Regions from separate parts of the Mus musculus genome. Here region 1 is linked to region 2. The links are chromatin loops, found by intact Hi-C in ENCODE. Cell type or tissue: heart. All regions are shown on one strand. Links, peaks and the distances in the headings refer to the core of each region. The heading gives the core; the rest is flanking DNA.

Region 1 (8,326 bases), core at 31-8,030, 290 kb before region 2:
CACAGACACACAAGCTGACTCATGCGTCTCTCACTTCCCACAGCAGAGAACAGATCGATCTGCAGGACATAGAAGGCCCCAGATCCCCAGCCCGAGGGGTTGCTTATCCAAGGGATGACCTGTGGAGGTATGAAAAGGGTAGCTCAAGGCAGTGTCCCATAGCAGTCAGAGCATAAGCCTGGGACCCGAGTGCAAGTCCTGACTCCAAGACTTGGCCTCCCCTAGAGTGCTCTCTGTCCTCGAAGCAAGAACAATGGCTGAGACCTGTCCACAAAGTGAGATGTACAAACAGCACTTACACAGCACCCGGCACACAGGCAGGGGATGGAAATGGCAGATGCCAGCCTGCTCTTCCAACAGGCCACTAGTGTCTTAGCCAATGCGTGCTAGAGAACAACCCTTGGGGTAAGGGGACAAAGGTCTCCTGCAGGATCTGAGGTCCTGAGTCTTTAGGTGGCTCACCTCAAGGCTACCTTGTAACAGGCTGGCCCAGACACTGCAGACTCAAGCACTGGGCTCTGTGATCAACGTGAACTTGCCTGGTCACCTTAAAGAACAGTAACAAAGAGCACGTGGGTTAGCCTGGCTGTCACGGCTCTGTGATTTTAATGTGAGTTATTCAGATTCTAAATCTGACTGAACAGGAAACAGAACCTTTTGCTCTTCAAGCCCTGAGAGAGCTTACAGTACTCAAAGAATGAGGCATGGCAGGTACTGATGGGTGGCCACTGAGACCATCAGCTACAAGAGCAGAGCACTCCTCTGCCTCGGGTCCTCCATCCCTTAGTACAGGCTCTCAGCCCAGGACCCGAGTGCTCAGTGGCACTCCTAGGGCATGAGCCAAGGGAAGCCAAGACTCTGTAGCTGTAGCATCAGTAAGCCCATCTCACTCAGAGGGCAGCCCTGCATTGTATCTACACATCACAGCAGGGCTGGAGTTTTCCTTGAACCAGTTGTGTTCCCTGGCCCTTCAGCCTAAGTGTCTACCTAGCAAGGACTTGACCTTCATGCCTGTGGCTCTATATGCCAGGCACTCTAGGGGGATACTTTATTATTCTTTGAACATAATCTTAATATTGGTCCTTCCTTCTCTATATCTCCCCTCAGACACATACACTGATTCATCATATGTACACACACACACACACACACACACACACACAAATATATCTGTGAAACATACAATATACATGTATACATGCCACATCCAAGATCTGTCTGTCTGTTTCTTTTCCAGACAAGGTTTCACTGTGTACCCCAGGCAGCCATGACACATGTGCCCCATTGCCGCAGCCTCCCACTTGGGTCACATCGGACCCTCATGCTTGAATTCTGACGTAGAACCCAAGGCTACAGATGGCCTGTCAGGTTAAACTGTCAGGAGTCTAGTCCTGAGAGTTCTGAATAGCCTCACAGGCATGGGTGGGAGTCTCTCCCTATCCCCGATTGAGCGGCTCCTTTAAGAGAACCAGGTTTTGTTGCTCATTATCTCAGAGCAGGCCAGGGGCTTGCCTTCTTTCTACAAGGACTCTGAGCAAAACCCCAGCAGCTGTGCTTCCCTGTGAAGGCACTGGAGTAGGCTGGGGGCTGAGGCTGGGAGAGCGAGGCAGCTGCGGGGGTGGGGGGGGGCTGTCTCCACAGCACCCAGGAGCCTTTGCAAGGCTCTCTCAGGGGGCTGCAGGTAGAGAGAACACAGAAGGAGCAGAATACCACTGAGCACCACAGAGGTGGGATCAGATGAGGATGCGGTCAGAAGCTGAAGACAGCAGCCAGGAAGGCAGAAGAAGAGACAAGCCAGGCATCTATCTTTCCAAGCTGAGCACAACCCTGATTCTGGGCACCCTCATTTTGCTAAAGCAGGCTGTTTCCCAAATCTTGTATGGTGAACTCTAACCCCCAGTGGGATGGGATCAGAACATGGGGATAAACTGCCACCCTGATAAAAGGACCACCAGGAAATGTTTTTGTCCCTTTCTACGCTGTGAGGACACAGTAAGAATGTGCCATCTATGAGGAAGCAGGCCCTCACCAGACACTGGATCTTCTGTCTTCTCGCTCTTGGATTCCCAGCCTCCTGTACCGCAAAAATGGCGTTTCTGCAGTTTATACGTCATTTTGAGTCATTGTAAGATGTGTTCTGTTGCAGAGGTCTTACCCGTGCTTTGGGAAGGGTGGGTCAATCTTAGTGAGATACACAGGGAGAAGGGACAAAGCTGACTACTGTGGGCAGACATCAGACCTTCCCAGACTGATGTCATGCGCAGCTGTGGAAAAGGGCACCACTCCCAGACCCAAGGCCTCTCTCAGCCTCATGTGCCAACATCCCAGCCAAGGCTTAAGGCTGCCAAAGGCAAAGGCCAGCTTCTGAGTGAGCCCCCATGTGGCCCCCACCACATCTCAGATCCCACTCGTCCAGACTTAGGACACTGCTCACCTCGCCCACCACACTCAGAACAGAAGTGAAGGGGCTAGAAAACAGTCTGTGGGTCCCACTGAGAGGCTGGAAGGCAAATCCTTGGCCCTGAGCCCTGCACACGCCTCTGATTAGGAAAAGAACAGGTGGAGTTAAAGTGCTGGGTTCCTGTACCATCCCTGAGGAGTTTCACACCCAAGCCCATTAGCTTCACAATACCCCTATGGTAGAAGAGGTAGAAGCCTAGGCAGAGAAAATGGCCTCCAGGACACTGAGCAGGTAATTGGAAGGTTTGCTGCAGACCTCTGCCACCCAGTGGTTTGGCCCAGGTGACAGGTAGCCAGCAGCTGGTACCTTCTACAGGGCCTCGAGAATGATGGTTGGCAGTGGCCACTATCTCCTGGTGAAGGCTTGCCTCTGTCTCTTCTGGCCTTATCAAGGTTTCCTACTGCTCTGGTGTATAGAAAATGGAGGGATGGTGGTAAGGAAGAACCCTTACCTGCTCTGACCTGAGTCCTGCTGGGGGGTGCCCGAGTCCCAGTCCACGTCTCCCGCTGGTCGCTCTAGGGCCCAGAGCAGAAGCAGAGATCAGGGCAGAGCCACCAACTGGTGAGCACAGAGGAGATGCTCTACCCCCTCTGTGGGCCGAATGCCTACATTCCCCAGATCCACACACGAAAATCTAATCTGCAGTGTGATGGGATTAGAAAGCTCTGGTCTGAGAAGTGGAGTCACAGGCTGTCAGACTGTGAGTGAACTTGGATTGGTTAAGAGGGTCCACACATGCCCTCAGGTAATGAAACTCCAGAAAGGATGTCTTCCAGAGTCTGAGCGCTCATCGCGGGCAGCAGGATGCTCAGGCTCTTTGGGGATGTGCTTCTGTGTGCTAGCCCACTTCCCACGCTGGGGATGGCACGGGGCAGCATCGTTAGAGGGAGTACAAGAGGCTACTCTGCAAAGAGCCACAAGGCTCAGTGAAGAGTCTCATAGCCTCTGTCCCTAAGCACAAAGAATAGCCTCCCACTGACCTGGAGGGCCACAGGGTTGGAGGCAGTTAGGGCTGCATAAGCATTATAAAAGACCTTACATCCAGACAGTGATTGGGTGGGTGACATTATTGTGCCATCTTTCCACCCTCCCTCCCCCATGTCCTATTTGCTCCAACTCAGGCAGTAAAATAAGGCTCACCTGATGCATCTCGGTCCCAGGATGTCCAGTCTGGGCTCCCTGCTTTGGGAGGACTCTGTCTGGAAACCTTCAGTATCTCCTGCAACAGGAGGCGGTTCCTCTCTACCCTGTCAGACAGGGACAAAGCATTTGCCACAGAGCCCAGAGCCTCCAGGCCCTGAGCTCTCCAGAATGTCTCTGGCTGGTCTGTTCTAGGGATCAAATCCTCCTTAGAGGTTAGGGTTGTGCTGTCCAGATCTTCCTTTGTGACTATCCCATCTCCGAGCGGGTATTGTCTTCTCTTCTTCTGGCTGCTCAAGGGGGTGGTTTTACAGGGACCAGGCCGCTGTGGCTGGACTGCAGAAACTCGATTGTTGGGACTTTCTTGTAAAGAGCCAGACCCTGCTACTGGGTCCTCCTCATGATCAGCCGGCATCCACACTGCTTCTGGAGACCACGGGCTTTGTTCATTCCAGCTCTCAGGGGTAGATGGCTTGGATCCACTGTTCCTGGCAGGTTTCTTCTCATTAACATGTCTGGCCAGATGTCCATCATTAGGGTTCTGAGCATGGGGGACCACCAGGGCATCTGGTAGGCTCCAGGCTACTCCAGTCTTGACTTGGTGGCATTTGGATTTTGTAGGGGATGGACGCTCATAGGAAGTGGGACGGGGATCTGTCCCTTGTTTTCCTGCTGTCATTTTCTCCTTCAAGGCCTTTACCTTGGACTCCAGCACAGAAGGACCTTGGAGCTGCAGCCCCCATGTCCTGGGAGGCTTGGGGGGCATCAGGTTAGATGCTCGGTCTTCCTGGGGGCAGGGTGAAGGTCTCGGGAGAGGTCCACTGTCTGGCTGCTCAGCGCCATCTCTGGCCATGGCTGGAGTCACTTGCGTGGGGCTTGTTGTGCTCCCTGGCCTGGATGCTCTGCAGGAAAAAAGAGAAGCTCAGACCCTGACCCTGGACGCCCCAGTAACCTGCTTGATCTCCACAGTGCCCTGATATGGACCCCTTTTCAAGTGGCATACCTCAAGAAGAGCTGGTGTCCTCTATATAACGTGGACACACATTGAAAAGGACAAGTCACAGGACAGAACAAACAGGTTACCAGCAAGCTTATTTTCTCCTGGCATGCTCTTTAGAGGGCAGGGAGGAGACTGGGGAGGGTGGTTACTGGAGCATGGGCAGTAAACCCCGAGGAAGGAAATAATGCCAGTTTTTCTATTCCCATTTTTAGGGTGAGCAAAACAAGGCCTCAAACAATCCAATGCAAAATGTGAACCATGGTGAAAAGCAGTGTAATTCCCCAACCCTGGGCTAAAGGAGGCCCCAGAGGAGAATGGCAGTGTTGGCTAATGGTCAGTACTCTTCCTTGTGGATGACGGACCTGTCCCTGTAATAGAATGTGTCGCTGCCTGCCAGCTTCATGCCAACCCTAGTGAAAAAGTGTTAGACTAGAGTCAAGCTGTACTCGAAAGAAGTAATAGTGACAGTCACAAACGATAAGCTATCTGCTCTATGTCAAGCAAAGGCTTTTCAAACATGTCAACACTCTCTAAAATAATATATTTATATTATGTCTGTGATAGAATGTTATTTTATATAAATAAAGATATTTATTTATTATATAATATATAAATAAAAATATTATTTTTAACAGATGGAGAACTGAGGCATAGAGAAATTACATCACGTAGATGCCCTGGGGGAGACAAGCTTGTAACCAGAACCTTTCCATTCCAAGCCAGGACTCTCCGAGAACAGTGAGCCTTTAACCGCACCCCTTGTTCTCAGGTAAGACCTGAGTCCGCAGAGGTCCCAAGACTCACTAGAATTATACGGCCCCTTGGTGGCCTGGCTGATTCCAATAGCTTTACAGAGAATGACGTGACAACTGTTTTACTCCCTGTATAAGCTACTGTGTCTTAGTGACTACTCAGAACACTCAGAAGTCACCCTAGTCTACCTGTGTCCCATAGGAAGTAAACTCTCAGCGTGTAAGAATTTGGGCATAGAGTATATATTAGAGGTTAATTATTCCCTTCTCACAATAGGGATCCACCATAAGATGTTCTTAAAGGTAAGTCTCTTAAAGTAATTCATTATAATTATTAAATTAACATGTTTTTCAGAATATACATATTTTATGAAGCAAGATACATATATAACACAGAATTTCACAGCAGTAAATCTGTGAAGTTTAGGGATAGTAGAAGTCATTTTCTCTACTAGATCATCTGGAGCAGCGGTTCTTGGCATCACGGGGTCGCATATCAGATATACTGCATATCAGATATTCACATTATGATTCGTAACAGTAGCAAGATTACGGTCATTAAGTAGCAACGAAAATAATTTTATGGTTGGAGATCACCACATGATAAACTTAAACTGTACTAAAGGGTCGCAGCATTAAGACTGAGAATCACTGATCGAAAATGTACTAGGTTTCTCTTTGTGGCTCAGCTACCTCTTCTCTGAGATCCAATCCAGAAGCCCAGGTTGTAATGTGAGCTTTTAGAAAAATTGATGGGTCAACCCTGGAGCTTCGCTCTAGACTTGTCCGCAGACCTTAAGGAATGAGACAGTCGGGACTGAAGGCCTCCGGACGACCTTCCTGGAAGATGTCGTAACTCCTAGCACCGATGCTCTAACTCAGAAAAAAACCTGGAATGAAAATGGACAGGAAGGGCGAGCCTCCACGACCCTTCCAGCTCTGCGGCGGCCGGAGGTCGGGTGTCCCCGGGTGTGCCCCGCCACCCCGCCCGGGTCCTCTCGGTACTCACTGAGAGCGGCGCGCGGGCTTGGCCGCCGCCTCCATCCCCTCCATCCCTCGGAGAGGCGAGGCCCTGCCCCACTCTCCCCGTCCGGGGCCGCTGCAGAGTCCCGGGCCGGACTCGCCCTGAATTCGGGCGGGCGGACGGGAGTGTGGCCCGCAGGCCTCGTCCCCGGAGCGTGTCCCGCCCCGGGTCCCACGAGGCGAGGCCGGGCTGGCAGGAGTGCGCGGCGCCCCTGGCCCCGCTGGGCGCCTGGAGCCGTAGCGACCGCTACTTCATAGCTTTGCTTGAAGGTGAAAGGCCCAGCCAGCGGCCTCGCGGGCCGGCCTGGGAAGAGAGGGCGAGGAAGGCGAGAGGAGGGGCGGCGGAAGGGGCTGGAGGAGCCGCGACCTCGGCCTGTCCCCACCCCCCAGCCTCCCGCGGCCTCCCAGGGTCGTGGCCACTCGACCCGGGCGCACGCCGGGAGCCCAGAGCCTCCTCGGCTCCGCTCCACTCCTGGAGCCAGGGCCGCCTAGACGGCCGGAGGATGCGCCCTGAATTTGGGGCTCACTGGCTGCCACGGGGCCGTTGTCCCGGGCGCCGATCAGCTCCCTCCCCGGGGACACGGGCGCGAAAGCGGAGGGGCGCCCGGGTGACTCGGGGGCGCAGCCGGAGCGCAAAAGGCGACAAGCTTCAGCCGACTCCACCGGCTCCGCTGGAGCGAGAAGCTGAGGACCGGACTTTGTGTGGAGAACGTTTCGGGATGGGTCGGTGGGCTTCTCCGCAGGGCCGCCCCATCACCCTTGGGCGCCCTCTTAGGTCAAGATCATTCAAGGTTCGTTGAGGCCTTGGGGTAAGCTGGCGTTGACTGCTCATCCGGAGCCACCAAGAGCTGGGCCTGCATTGCCAGCTGCTTGGGGAAGGGACCGCTTCTGGGGCAGTGGAGGATTCCCGAACAGACCTGGGTACAGGCCTCCGTGAAGGAGCCACCAAATGGCTGGCAATTGTGCCCAAATCCATGGAGCTTCCTCTTTCTAACCAGGAGGTGACTAAGTCTCTCCAATGTCCAAACCCATTTTGACTATTCCCCTACCCCCAAAGGAACAGTAAGAAGAACCAGGACATTTCAGACGTCTCTGAAAAGAGAAAGTGGTCTCTCTTCTTTCTTTGGCCAACAAGTTTCACTTACTTAATCTTTTGTGCTGCTAGATGGCCGGTGTAGCTACTGGAAAGGATGCACAAAGCTAAGGTCCTAGCAGAGCACAGGAGAGAGAGGGCAGTTCTACCCCTTGTGCGGGTGTAATCCTGTAGTCCCAGTTGTTCAGAGATTAAAGCAGGAGGATCCTGCTGCAAGTTCGAGGCCAGCCTAGGCAATTTAGTGAGACATGTTCTCAAAAGGAAAAGGGGAGAAATGGGCTGAGGATGTAGGGATGGGTGTAGAGAATTTGCCTATTGTGCAAGAGGCCCTGGGTTCAAACCGAGTCCCATGGAAACAGAAAGGATGTCTATCTCCCTTTAAGGGAGCTGGATGGGGGAGGGAACACCGAGGCAGGCAATCTGGTCTGAGCCGCACCCTGGGAAACTGACAGTAGATTGGCCCAGGACCGGTTTAGGAACCAAGGGGTTTATCCTGGGCAAACCCTGTGTAAGTGAGCAGGTTCAAGGCTCACGGCTCTGTGGAGCAGGGTCTGAAGCGTCTTCCTGCCATGTTCGCAGAGTAAGTTCCTCCACAAGGCACTTTCTGCTCTGGTTTAGTGCTGATCGATCACCATACACTGACAACTCAGTCCCTAGAGTGGCTGCCTCTTGCTGCAACCTCAAGATTCAGAACTATTGTCCCTTTGTACAAATGAGGTGACCAATCGGAACAAAGCTGGTAAATGGCAGGTCTTCAAGAACCCCCGACGGACACGATATTGAGTGTGGTGGTTGGCGTCTGCAGCAGAACATGAAATATTTCGTTTTTGAAAATTCAGATCGAGGGGTTAGAAAGA
Region 2 (8,326 bases), core at 108-8,107:
AGCTACCTCACCAGCCTCTGGTCTGCTGAGACAGACTCTTCTGATGGATTCTGTTCTTGTCTTGATACGTCTTCTGAGTGCTGGCGTTACAGGTATGAGAGCCACCCGGCGAAGCTCTAATTTGGAAGTTTGTATTTTTTTTTTAAACTTTTCATTGATTCTTTGTGAGTTTCACATCATACATATCAGGCACCCCAATCCCGTTCATCTTCCCATCCTTCAGTATCTGCCCTCCACCCCAAAAGAAAACAAAACCAACCAAACAAAACAATCTTGCTATGGAAACTGTGGTGTGTCACGTGGTTTGTATACCTCTCCTCCCACCCCCAAACAGCTTTCGTGGCAGATGTTCATTACAAAGGTCTGGTTCAAGGACACTGGCTCCCGTTTACACCATCAGTACTGGATCCTCACCAGGACTCCTCTAGGATATTTTGTTGTTGCCCGGTGTCATGGAGATCCTGCACCTTTGGTTATACAGGACCAGCCCTTTCTCTGGCTCCTACAGCTCATAGATGGACTAGATGCTGGAGTAAGCCAGCTCAAAGCCTTGAATCTGGGCCTGGGTTAGCTTGCTAGTTTTCCTGAGCTCACACCATCAGGGCCACCTCTCCCAGGCAAGGGGCAGAGGGAGCTCTGTGCAGCCCACAGACATCAACATGGCCCCAGCCCAAACCAGGGACATCCTTTTGTGGTAGCATGGGCCACAGACATCGACACAGACCCCTACTACTGTAGGGTCATGGACCCAGACATAGTCCTCTGCAGCAGCATGGGCTGGGACATCCCCAGGGCCTCAGGTGGCAGCACAGGCTACTCACATCAGGCTGTTCCTTACCACCCTTGAGTGCCCAGTTCTGCCTTCTTCCTAGTACAAAACCCACTCAGCTTCTCTTTCCCATCCCCCACCATATGCCTGCTCATCTGTAGTAGTGGGGGGCAGACCTCTCTAGTTCCGAAGGGTTTTTTTTTTTTTTTTTTTTTTTTTTTGGTTTTTCAAGACAGGGTTTCTCTGTATAGCCCTGGCTGTCCTGGAACTCACTTTGTAGACCAGGCTGGCCTCGAACTCAGAGATCCTCCTGCCTCTGCCTCCTGAGTGCTGGGATTAAAGGCATGCGCCACCACGCCCGGCTACTCGGAAGTTTTTAATACGTAGACAGTTAACTGTCTCTTTGTACCAAGCTTTATCTTCCATTTACTTGTGAAGTATAAATAATCCATTGTTCCAAGGTAGATGCAGAAATGTTCAGCCGGGCGTGGTGGTGCACGCCTTTAATCCCAGCACTAGGGAGGCAGAGGCAGGCGGATTTCTGAGTTCGAGGCCAGCCTGGTCTACAAAGTGAGTTCTAAGACAGCCAGGGCTATACAGAGAAACCCTGCCTCAAAAAAAGAAATGTTCTATGACCTCACTCTCTGTTAGTCAAAATGCCACTCAAAGAAAAATTTCCTTCTCCACTTCTTTTATAGGAAAAAACCAAACCAAACCAAATCAACAACAAAACAGTCTTCGAGCTGTTGCTGCTGTAACTAATGTAGATAAAGAAAGAACAGGGCCTCAGGCACTAGGAAGTAGAGGCAGGCTCAGTAGAGAGCAGAGAGAGTGGGGATAGAGTAGGGCCCTGACCAGACACTACCCATCTGGTTCTACATTGCTACAGGGCTGCGGGTCCTTCAAATGCTCACTTGAGAGGGAAACCCTGGGGTTATTTGTCCTGTAAATATAGGAGGGCATTGAGGAGGGTCCCACAAGACTGTGGCAGCTGTCAACCTGAGCTGTCAGGACTGAGGTAAAATGTTCTTTGGTTTCTTTCACCAAATAAGCAAAGGCCGGTGATGTGGAAAGGCAGGGGAGAAATAATATTTCATTTAGCAAACTTAGGGGCCCAGTTTCCTGCCTGTTAGCATCAACTAGTGTAATGGTTTTGTCTCAAATGGAAATGAGTCAGAAATCAGTTTGAAAATAAGCTCCAGAAGGGGACCCCAAGCTATTGGATGTTTTGAGCACGCCAGTCACTAGGAGATTGGGGTATTGATTTGCCTCCCAAGGCTCCCTGGTTTTTCCTGAATCACGAATCATCGCCTTCTTAGAAAAGCGCCTCTGTGACATTCTTATTGATTAGGCTTCAAAAGGGAGTGGAGCTGAGGGAGGGGGCTGGGCAGCCTCCCACTCTACCTCCCTGGGACCATGGAGTCTTCCTGTGTTCTGTTCACCCCGGAAGGACCTCCCTCACCAGACTGGGATTCTCCAGGCATTCTAACTGGTTGATTCCAGTTCTCCTGGTCAGTTGTTCTCAGGGTATTTTCTCCTTCTTCTAGACCTGCTCCATGTTGTCAGGTCAACTGTCCTATGAGGTCTAAGAGAAAGTTCTTTGTCTCTGGACAGAAGACACTTAGAAAAATGTCACTCCATTTCCTCCCAGATCTTCCAAACATTTTTACTCCGTGGAGAGAATCCTAAGCGACAAGTACGGAGATAAATGGTTCGTCTGGAAGACAAAGTAATAGCAGAACAGTATGTTCTTAGGGTATTAATTAATAACCTGCTAATCATGGGATTTAAATCACATAAAATAGCAGATACCCCACAGTGCCATTTTGAAAGAGGCTCTGAGAAAAAAGCCTTTGCCTCACAAGCATGAAAAACCGAGTTCCATCCCTAGATGTTCTCAGAAGAAAAATAAATAAATAAAAATAAAAAGCACAAAAATAAATATATAGTGGCATGTGCCTGGGTATAGTGGCATGTGCCTTGAGTCCCAGCACTCTGGAGGCAGAGCCAAGTAGATCTCTGTGAGTTAGAGGCCAGTCTGATATATACCATGGGTTCTAGGATAGCCAGGGCTACATAGTGAGACCTTGTCTCAAATTAATAATAATAATAATAATAATAATAATAATAATAATAATAATAATGAGAGAGTCTGACAACCTAAGTTCAATTCAGAGAACCCATGAAAAGATGTATAAAGATGGAGGGAGAAAATGACTTCAAAAAGTTGTCCTCTGACCTACACACTTCCTCCCCCAGACATGTAACATATACACACACTATAAGTGAGTTGGTAACCTTTTAAAGATGAAAACCAATTCTGGGGGTTGTTTTGACCTGTGTATGCTCACAGGTACCACTCCTACCCACTTACAAATAAAGCTTTGCACCAGGTATGTCCCCAAATATTCACCTCTGTGATTTCTTTAAGCGTTACCGATAAAGCCCTGAGGTTTACAAAGTGCTTTTAGACGTATTTCTTTTCCTTTGGTCACCGTGAGACAAAGCACAGTGGGTGTTTCCCACTTGATTTCTAAATGAAATGAGAACGTGGAGAGATGTTAGGTGTTCTGCTCAAGGCCACCTGGCTCCCTGCAGTCGGGTTTGCTCACTGCTGTTTCTGAGTGTGTCCCAGACCAGCTGTGCTCTGTTGTGGAAAACAGTGTACTCCCCTTAACACTATTTTGTGGGTAGGTTTTACTTGCCTTGCTTTTGCACCAAACACCCTTTGAAATGTGATTTTTGAGCTGGGGAAAGGTGACTTTCATGTACCCAGGAGGCTTAGCTGGTTTTTCCCTAGCATTTCCAGATGACTAAGAGAACAGGGTATCTCAAGTGTTCCTTCCGTACACTGACAAGTGTTTTCTCTCTCTCTCTCTCTCTTTTTCCTCCTCCTCCTCCTCCTCCTCCTTCTTCTTCCTCTCTTTCCTTTTTTTATTTTCTTTCTTTCTTCCTTTCTTCCTTCCTTCCTTCCTTCCTTCCTTCCTTCCTTCCTTCCTTCCTTCCTTCCTTCCTTCCTTTCTTTGTTAAAACAATTCCCTATCTGAATGCACTGGAGATAAACAGTAACCAATAGGAAAGAGAGACTGGTTAAAAAGTGGCTTTTGAAACAATGATAGTAGGTAAAAGATTGATTCTTTCTAGGTTGAGCCAGATGCAGAGCGAGCTCCTCAATAAAGAGTTCTGGAAAAGCAGCCTCTTCTGTAACAGAGAAGACCCGTCCGCCCCCCTACATCAGGCTTGGACTGGGGCTGCTTCGGTAGTGTCTAGGGAGAAGAACTCACAACCCAGCCTCTCTGAACACATACCTGGAAGTTTGCAGAGACCAGCAGGACTGATGTGAAGCCACCGGGACATTTGTGTAGTAATGTGACCAGGATTAGTTCCCGCCGACAGACACTTCCTGGCTCCACGGCTTCTAAAGTAAGACAGTGGAAAAGCTTGTGATCGGCTAGGAGAATGTCAGAATCAACCCCGATGCTTACTAATTAAAGCAAGATTTGACCAGGTTATTTTTAGGTTTTCCTAAAACAGAATCCCCAAATCACCAGAGCATTAAATAAACGGAGTTCCCAGCCAGCGAGGGTGAGAACTTTGCCAGGGCCCAGGTTCACCTTGGCCTCAGGAATTATCACCTCCCCGGGCTCTGAGCGCTGACATCACGAGAGAATTTTCCAAATTGAGAATTTGGGTCTCTAACTTTATTTTTGAGATCTTTAAGGGAAGAAATGATAACCTGTTAGATGCCTGCTATTATGTGGCAGCTGTTGAGAGAACAGAAAAGCCAAGTGGGTGACTCATTGTCCCTTGAACAGGCCGCTCTCATTCTCTCCCACCCCACCCCCACCTTTGTTTCTGCTATACTCTACTTGGGGCCTGCTTACCCTCTCCCACTGTTCTCCAGGAATGTGGCCACAGGCCTTCATTAGCCAGAGTCAGTCTTCTCTCAGGCCAGCTCCACTGCTCCTGACCACCTGGACCCCTTATCTCCTGCCCAACATTTTTATAACCTGGCTTCCCCTGTCTGCTTTCCATCATTATCTCACAGATCACTGCACTCCAACACTGGCGGCATGTCTTTCTCTCTCCTTCTTAAAAAAAAAAAAAAAGGCAAATAGGTAGCCCACCCCACTCTCTAAAATCTGCTCACTGGTTTGTGACTCATCGTCTCTTGGTGTTTGGAGACAGGACTGTGTGTTCCTTCGAGCCGCCGAGTTGTCATTTCTCCCCTCAGGTTTATACAGACTTGGTTCTCGTGAGCGTCTGTCAGAGCCAAGGTCATGCAAAAGCTCCCTCTTATCTGGGGCTATTATCCCAGTCAATGGCAAGGACATAATTTAGAATTATGAGGACACAGGAAGGCAGACTGTCCTGGCTTAATGGAATGCCAAGCCCAGCTTTGAGAAGGCAGAGGAGATAAGAGGAAGAAAATACAGCGTTAGCTCCAGCGCTCTCCTGCTCCCAACTGTGGGAGAAATACCTGAGAGATGCGGTGTGTTGTTGCCTGCTGGGTTCACCTGCCTCAAAGAGGGGTAGAACAAATGAACAGACTCTAGTTCCCAGGATAAAATGAGGCTCTTTCCTTAGGTGAGCTGACAGTAGGAGAAAGGGGAGTAGGGACAGAGACAGCAAAATGTTATCTAGAAGAGTCAGTGAGGCGCCTCTGGGAAGGAGATCAGAGCGGACAGGAAAGTTCTCTTGGGGAGGGGGAGGGGGAGGGGGAGGGGGATTTGCCAGAGCAAAGGATTCAATTGCATGGGAGAAAATGTTAGGGGAATTTTTGCCTGACTCTACAGAAAACTTTGCTGAGTTAAGGGGTAAGTAACAGATCTGAATTCTGATGATCTAAGGAGTGTGTGGGGCGGTACAGGGCAGCTGCATAGCAATTAGAAACACGGGCTTGGAGAAGAAGGAGCAGGGTTCAGATCCCAACTCTCACGTTTCCTCAAAGAAAACAAAACAAACAACAACAAAAAAACTCCCACAGGAGACTGCACACAAAAAAAACGAGTCCCACGGGAAAGCATACAGAGTATTCAGAAAGATACAGTACGTGGTTAGGAGAGTCCCTGGCTCTTAATAAATAATAGCTCCATCCATATAGACAGATGGGATATTTCTTGATCTCCTTTTAGACAGCTTTGGCTTCAGAGTGCCCTGGGGATGCCAAGGAGGGACACAAACAGGCAGAGATTCTTCACAGAAGGAATGGCCAACGCGTTTCTAGGAACAATAACATCTGATGTTAAACTTGAAATGATTTCCTGCTCTAGGCAATAATAGCTCTGTCTGTTCTCATTAGCCACAACATCTTTGGAAAAGTCTGCTACGTACAACTGCTTTGTGTTAGCGCTGCTCTACTACGGAGAGGAGACAGGCAATGTCTGGGCTTTGCTTGTGCTTAAGGGGGGGGGGGCAGGAGAGGGGGGAGGCTGGAGGAGGAAGAGATGGAGCAGGAAGCAGGATTTGAAACCTGGGAGTGATGGATGTACCACAGACAGCAACAGAGACCAGCAAAGGCAAGAGGATCTGGAAGAGAAATGGAACCTATCACATTTACACTGTCACAGGTAGAAAGAAAAATACAATCCTGAAACACTGTTAGTTACTGAGCTAATCAACCCAGGGCTGCAAATGGACAGAAAGGCTGTCGTGGGCTCTATGCCAGGAGCAGTTTGTCACTTCTGATTACATTAGGTGACTCACCCAGAGCTGGTGTAGCACATTTTAATTAGTCCGTACCCGGCATGTTTGTAAAGCCAACCACACTGTCCACGGTGGCTCTATGGCCTGCTCTTCCTCCCTGGGACAGGAGGATCCTCAGGTCCCCAGCCTCAGATGCAGATAGGGTGCAGATTAACAACAGCACAAAAGTACTCTGGCTCCAGATGGGACAGACTCTAAGGTGTTCCAAATATTTCTGTGCCCCGGGCTGCAACGACTCTCCCGGAGGGGCAGCCCAAACACTCACCGAGTAACTCACCGAGTCGCGGCCCAGCCACTGCGGCAAGTGCAGCTACTGCCTCAGATTTGGCTCCGTTTTAGGGCAGTGCCCTTACACACAGGCTTCCTATGCCGGAGTCCAGACCCCTGTTCTTCTCAGGCCCAGATCACGTCAGGTGGCAACACTGGGTCTCCACACTGGGTTGTGACCCCTTCTGCTGTCACCTCGGGCTATTCCGCCGTACCCCAGTTCCATACCGTACACAAGAGATTCCCTCTACATTCTGCCAGTGGCAAGATTTGAACTACTGCCTCTCATCTTTTCCCGCCTCTTACAGAAGCCCTTCAAGGGCAGAAACCTGTCTGACGCATCTAGAGTTTCTTCGGCCGTCTCCTGCTTGTTCATTTGCGAATGTTTGTTCTTCTCAGCTTTCCTGTCCTCTTTCTACTCTTCCCCCTCCCTAATTCTAATTCTCTAGCTCAACTTCTGTCTATGTTGGAAGGGACCTAAGCATGCATTTGGACAGGGCCCCTAACTTTTCTCTGCCTCAGCCTTCTAGAGCTAGGCAAAACCTGTGACACGCCAGACACTGGGGGACGTGGAAACTATTACATGTATGTTCAGAAAACCAGAAGACAAATACAAATGCCAACAACTTCTCTTTTCAATACTTTTGTGAGTGATTAAACCTTCTTCTTGCCCTCAGATTTTGGAGGCCTGATTGCTGGTGCCCAGAGTCCATGATGGCTTGTGATGGCTGTCTAGTGGCCATGTTTGCTTCCCCGTCCTTCCCAGCCTCCTGCTCTGTTGCTGCCCGACCCAGCCCTCCACAGAGAAGGGCCAGCAGAGCTGGTAGGCTCAGACCAGGCCTTGCTTTCTGTTCCTTTCCCTCAGTAAGCCTACCTCATTTCTTCTCTCCCACTCCAGAGGACCCGGTGTGTGTCTGGTTCATCTCTTCTACCGGATGTGATTGAACTGAGTGCTGCTCACTCTTCTCTGATAAAGATGACTAAAGCTTTGTAGCTCTGTGTTCTGTGTAGTGGCAGGTGCTCCACTGGAGCTATGTGCTGAAATCTCAGCCGTCACTCCTTCCTCTGGGCCCCGCTCAGCCCTTCAACTGTGGGTAGAGACGGTGAAAGCGATTTCAGCAACAGGCTGAGACAATTGTTTTGAACCCAAACAAATTACGCGGGTCACCAGAACATCCATCATTTCTCACTGCCGGGTCCGAATGCCAGTGGAGATGGTCATGCATAATTTATCACGAAATCAATGGGAACCAAAGGGCACAGGAGAATAACGAGAATAACGGGTCTCTGAGGAAGACCTCCTTCTAGCCTGCTTCCAGCCTTTCTCTCTTCCTTTTTCCTTTCTTTCTTTCACTTTCTCTTTGTCCAAGCTTGTTCTAACACAGGCTTGCTTTTTTTTTTCAGCATTACTCGAAGCTGTTCTTCATGATGTCACCCTGCTCAGCATAACCTTCCCGAATACCTTCCCAGACCTTCTTTGCAATCAAGGGCAACTACCAGCTCACTTAGGGCTCTGGCTTTAATTATTAGTTGCTCCCACTGCACCCAGCCTTTCCCCCTCACCCCCCCCCCTTGTCTCATAAG

What was found. Hi-C counts contacts between places; a loop is a spot of excess contacts. Peaks named below come from ENCODE experiments on the same cell type or tissue, not always from the same donor. Only the 100,000 strongest peaks of a DNase experiment are listed, where the experiment ranks them.
Region 1: it touches region 2 in a loop (2.2-fold over the local background); 2 of 42 quality-filtered maps call a loop at or near these places.

Annotation. Positions count from the first base shown.
Region 1 is chr1:155,237,824-155,246,149 of GRCm38, forward strand. BC034090 (cDNA sequence BC034090) reads right to left here and starts at 6,709. Exons shown (of 10, transcript NM_001370865.1): 1 at 6,363-6,709; 2 at 3,602-4,503; 3 at 2,913-2,976. The coding sequence starts at 6,406. It overlaps Gm31102 (a long non-coding RNA gene), which reads left to right and starts at 5,306. Exons shown (of 4, transcript XR_878641.3): 1 at 5,306-5,656. In heart, for the core only: a CTCF peak has its summit at 4,442; DNase peaks (open chromatin) are centred at 2,308, 6,388 and 6,778; H3K4me3 peaks cover 2,404 bases; H3K27ac peaks cover 3,291 bases.
Region 2 is chr1:155,522,949-155,531,274 of GRCm38, forward strand. It overlaps Gm5532 (predicted gene 5532), which reads right to left and starts at 4,163. Exons shown (of 2, transcript NR_132128.1): 1 at 4,078-4,163. In heart, for the core only: no CTCF peak of the experiment used is centred there; a DNase peak (open chromatin) is centred at 4,283; H3K4me3 peaks cover 1,687 bases; H3K27ac peaks cover 4,878 bases.